2 separate regions of the Homo sapiens genome follow, and region 2 is linked to region 1. Evidence: chromatin loops called from intact Hi-C (ENCODE). Cell type or tissue: HCT116. All regions are shown on one strand.

Region 1 (2,500 bases):
AGTCTTGCACCAAGCGCGCGCTGCCCGGGCTGGAAGTTTTCTGAGTTCCTGCCCCAAGATTCAAGTGGGATGAGTGTGTGTGAGTGTGTGTGAGTGTGAGTGTGTGTGGTGTGTGTGCGTGCACGCGCTTGCGCTTGGGGAGGGGGTGGTGGTGGGGGGAGTGCCCACCTCTAATCGTGGGCGGATAAAGGGGAGGGGGTTGCGCAGGAAGAAAAGTATGAGGAGGAGGGAGGCCAGGCGGACCGCCGAGCCAAGGCGCCTGGCTGCTAGCCAGAGGCAGCGTTCGAAATACAACTGCCTCGGCGGCGGCGGCGCCCGGGTGCCACCCGGAGCCCCGCTCACGTGCTCCCGCCCGGCGGCGGGGTTAAAGGGACAGGCCGGGGATCCCGGGCTGGCTCGCCGTGGGCCTAGCTCCACCCGCCTCTCGAGGTCACCCCTGGGCAGTTGTCCTGGGAAGGCGCGGGAACGTGACTGTCCCGGAGCCACGTTTCGGGGCTTGGCCTTTACCTGCGCCTCTACCGTGCCGAGCCAACACTTTGCAGGAAGCGTCTAGGCTGCACCTCAGGCAGCGCACCGGTTCACTGTGAGTGGGAAGGGACTGCAGTGGAGTGGGAGAGGTCCCCTGACAGCCGTACTCCGCCTCGGAATGCCCTCACCACAGAGCCTGCGGGCGGGCGAGCGCGCACATACACGGAGACATGCATGCAGATACACACGAACACGCGTGTAAGCACATGCACGCAGATACACGTGGACACGGGGGCATTCATGCGCTGGTAAACACCCGCATTTACACACACACACATACACACAGGCACGCAGATAGACATGCACATTCGCAGACACATGCAAACAATGTGCACACACAGAGCGCCCCAGCTTCTTCATTGAACTTTTTTCTCCAGGAAAGACTAGAGGCAACCGAAGTTCCCTCCCCATCCCCCTCCCCGGGAATCCGATGTTCCCAGGGTAAAGGGCACCTTGTAGATTCCTAACACCACAATTGCACTCACTGCCCAACTCTCCCTTCAGTTTACCTCGATTTAACCTTCTGCCTGAGAACTCTCTTTCTGCCAAGTCCTAATTTTATGGCCTGGGCTGTTCTGAGTTATGTGAACACCATAATGGCCACAGTCCGTTTTTAAAAGGTGGAGTACATTTTTAAATGTACCTCTTTTCATCCTTGAATAACACAAAACTCTGAAAAAATTAGGTTCAGATTTTCACACATCACACCCAAAATTATTTTGGACTAATTCCAAAATAAAAACTTTCACCTGGGGAAGAATTTATTTTTTTCAAAGATACAGACCACCGTGGAATAAAAACGCCTACTTTGCAGCCCTAAGCAGGAGTTAGGCACCGCCAGGTTCCGCTGTGCATGTGGAGGAGGCGCGTGTAAATGTCTGCTTTGGCGCGGCAGCGCTGATTGGTCCGCGTTGCCATTTTAAATCCATTTCCAGCTGCCCTTTGCAGAGCTGGGACACTTTGCTGCACGTTGAGTGCTCTGCAGGAACCCAGGGTTTCTGCTGGGTCTGGGAACGCTTAGCTGTAATGGAGAGAGAGAGCCTCCATCCCTCCGGATGGAGCCCAGCAGCTGACTGGGGAGGGAGGGGTCTAACAGGAACCAAAGGTTTTCTGTCAGGGCTTGGCTCAAAGATGGTATCTTCATCAAAGGGATTGAAGTTTCACCTAACGATTACAGTGACATTTCCTAACTGCCAATCGTGCACATTTAAAAACTATCACATATTTGCACTGTGGTGTGCACATTTCACATACACGTACAAAATAGGTTTTTGGGTTTGTGTTGTTTGCTCACTTTTTGCCAGGAGTAGAGAGAAATTCTGAAGGTGAATGCAGGGGAGTCACTGAGGAGTTCAGCCAGCCAGTTTTGTGCTGTATACCTCATTATATCCTAGGATTTTTTTTTTTTTGGTAACGTGTACAGAGGTCAGCAAAGAGCAGATTCCAAAATTTTGTTTTTGCGTTAATCTTTGAATATAAGAGAAGCACAGAAAAATTGGGGGTGGGGGAATATACAGCCACTTGTTTTCAGGCTGCTATCATTTTGCTATTAGACTATTTGACCCCTTTTGAATTTATAACAAGGGTATAAAACAAATATTGTATCAAGTTCTACTTAAATCAATTTTATATATTTTCATTCTTTGGAAGCTGTATTTAATTTTTCAGAATTCTGTATACTTTCTGTAGGTGAAACATTAAAATTTGTTGTAATCTTTGAAATTATTGAGACTTTTACTATTCAAAAAGGATTCTCATATATTTTTAAAATAATGTTAAATGGTTAGATTTTATTTTTAAGGAAAGGAATTTTTTTTTTACATTTACATCTGAGGGTTTTTCCCCCAGTTTATGTTTCTCAACCATTCACTGCCTCTTCTTTATCACACCATATTTTACCCATGTATTCAAGGCTCAATTCTTCTTTCCAATTTGAAAACTTTCCAGGTAGTTTCTGTCCATATTCAATTGT
Region 2 (2,500 bases), 270 kb after region 1:
AGAGAAGTTCCAGGCTCAGTGACACCAGGCCAAGGTGCTGGACTGAAAACAATTAGATTAAGTTAAAATCTGCTTGATAAGTGTACAAGTAATCTATTTTCAAAACCTAAGAGATGTTGTCAGCTATCTCTAACTATATGCCAGCAGTAGGCCTTCTAGGAAACTGTACTATGATTCCAGGAAACTCGATTGTGGGCTGGGGAAGGACAATAAAGTGGATTGTATGATCATCTGCTTCTGTTACTGGAAAGGGATCCTGATCCAGACCCCAAGAGAGGGTTCTTGGATCTTGTGCAAGAAAGAATTCAGGAGTCCATAAAGTGAAAGCAAGTTTATCAGAGAAGTAAAGAAACAAAAGGATGGCTACCCCATAGACAGAGAGCCCTGAGGGCTGCTGGTTGGACATTTTTATGGTTATTTCTTGATCATATGCTAAACAAGGGGTAGATTATTCATAAGTTTTCTGGGAAAGGGGAGGTTCCCAAAACTGAGGGTTCCTCCCCTTTTTAGACCATATAAGGTAACTTGGGTGTTGCCATGGCATTTGTAAACTGTCATGGCACTGCTGAGAGTGTCTATTAGCCTGCTAATGCATTATAATTAACGTACAATGAGCAGTGAGGATGACCAGAGGTCACTTTCATCACCATCTTGGTTTTGGCCGGCTTCTTTATGGCATCCTGTTTTATCACCAGGGTCTTTATGACCCGTATCTTGTGATATCAATCCTGCCGACCTCCTATCTCATCCTGTGGCTAAGAATGTCTAACCTCCTGGGAATGCTGCCCAGCAGGTCTCATTCTCATTTTACCGAGCCCCTACTCAAGATGGAGTCGCTCTGGTTTGAACGCCTCTGACACTTCCACTCTCAAGGAATGGTGTTTTTATTCTCTTCTCCCCAGAATGTACTTCTGGTCTGTCCCGCTGTTCCATTCCACAGCATTTTAGGAGGTTCTCAAGAGTGTCCTAAACAAGCAGAGAAGAATGGTGAGACTTACCCATTCCTAGTTTAAGAAATGAGTGAAATGGGGTCTGAGTTATATCACAGGTGAGCTAGACATCCTCGAAATAAAGAGCCAGAGTATCAGGCAAACCTTCTAATAGCTAAAATGAGCGTACTTCTATTCCTAGCTACAGTTTAGACTCCTGTGGTACAGTTGGCTTTCCCAGGCTCCCGGCGTCCATGCTGTCTCGGCGCTATCTCGCAGCCTGACGCCACGCGCCATCTGCTGGCCTTGAGCTGCATAGCTCTAGAGTAACTTCAGAGGCCACGGGGGAACAAAGAGCACTCGCCTACTTGACTGAGCTCCGACAGGCCGTCCCTCTGCTTCAGGTGTAGGCGTGAACAAGTCCAGACCACTACCTTAACAGGTATGAGGAAAATGAAGACTCTCCTATTTTGGCACGTATCTCAAAATTGTCATCATTCACTTAAAGTGCATAACCACAGAGACCTTCCTACTTATTTTCTCTGGTGTTTTGAAGTTTTGTCATGGGAAGAAAATAGCGCTTCTAGAAACATGAACTAGACTAATTACTAATGGATTCTTTCTCTTACATTTTGTACAGTGGAATAAGGGCTATTAATTCATTAAGCAGTTGGCTTGGAACCTTCTCTGACGACTCTTTGCAAAGAGAGAGAGGTCTAGAAGACTTGTGGGAAGGGAGGAAGTGGTGGTACCTGATATTTTCCAATTTTCCGCAGGTCACTGATGGGAACTTTGACCAGCATCCTTGTTCCTCCCTCAACTTATGGTCACCCTAAAAAAGCTAAGGCATAGATTTCAAATTCTGGAGCCAGTTTTTGTATTTAGGTCTCCAAGTACAGAGAGAAACTGGCAGACAGGGGTGGAGAAGTATTGAGAACGAATTCGGACACCCTGAAAGCGGAGTTCTAGATCCAGTGTTGCCAGCAACGAGCCAAGAGACCTTTCTTCACAAGTTGATTTACCTTTCCATGTTTCAGTTTTCTCATAATTCCTGCCCTTATTCCCTTCTCACCACCCCTGATCCCCTCCCCTTTCCTGATTGGGTAACAGGACAGGAAGCAGCAGAGCATTCTATGAAGCTTCCTCCTCAACGTCCTAGAGTAGCGGGTCTCAGTCTTCACTACACAGTCAAGTCCCATGGTGCATTTTTCAAACTTGCATACCTGGCCCTTCCTGTGCTGAATTCTGGTCTGCCCATAATTTGCTCCCTCCTTTCTCACTGTTTTCCTTTCTCCCTTCCTTGTTTTCTTTCCTATCCCTTGCTGTCTCTGTTAGAACTTCTTTTTCCTGGTATCTAGCCAATCTCTTAACCCTGTTTTACTTTACTGTCCTAAGATGCTGTCTTCTCATGCCTACATGTACTTTCTTTAAAAAAAAAACTGTTTAAAAAACATTGTGTGGGAGGAGCCAAGATGGCCAAATAGGAACAGCTCCAGCCTACAGCTCCCAGCGTGAGCGATGCAGAAGATGGGTGATTTCTGCATTTCCATCTGAGGTACCAGGTTCATCTC

The links. Hi-C counts contacts between places; a loop is a spot of excess contacts. Peaks named below come from ENCODE experiments on the same cell type or tissue, not always from the same donor. Only the 100,000 strongest peaks of a DNase experiment are listed, where the experiment ranks them.
Region 2: a loop joins it to region 1, with 4 times the contacts of the local background. A loop is called at or near these places in 10 of 110 quality-filtered maps.

Annotation. Positions count from the first base shown.
Region 1 is chr12:65,822,025-65,824,524 of GRCh38, reverse strand. It overlaps HMGA2 (high mobility group AT-hook 2), which reads right to left and starts at 42. Exons shown (of 5, transcript NM_003483.6): 1 at 1-42. It also overlaps the pseudogene RPSAP52. In HCT116, no CTCF peak of the experiment used is centred here; DNase peaks (open chromatin) are centred at 264, 894 and 1,434; H3K4me3 peaks cover 2,119 bases; H3K27ac peaks cover 2,500 bases.
Region 2 is chr12:65,555,629-65,558,128 of GRCh38, reverse strand. All of the region lies in intron 2 of MSRB3-AS1 (MSRB3 antisense RNA 1), which reads left to right. LOC105369187 (a long non-coding RNA gene) reads left to right here and starts at 818. Exons shown (of 3, transcript NR_135033.1): 1 at 818-1,048; 2 at 1,132-1,371. It overlaps LOC105369808 (a long non-coding RNA gene), which reads right to left and starts at 1,217. Exons shown (of 4, transcript XR_945035.3): 1 at 999-1,217. RefSeq lists an enhancer at 664-1,863. In HCT116, a CTCF peak has its summit at 1,223 (motif pointing left); a DNase peak (open chromatin) is centred at 1,238; H3K27ac peaks cover 2,500 bases.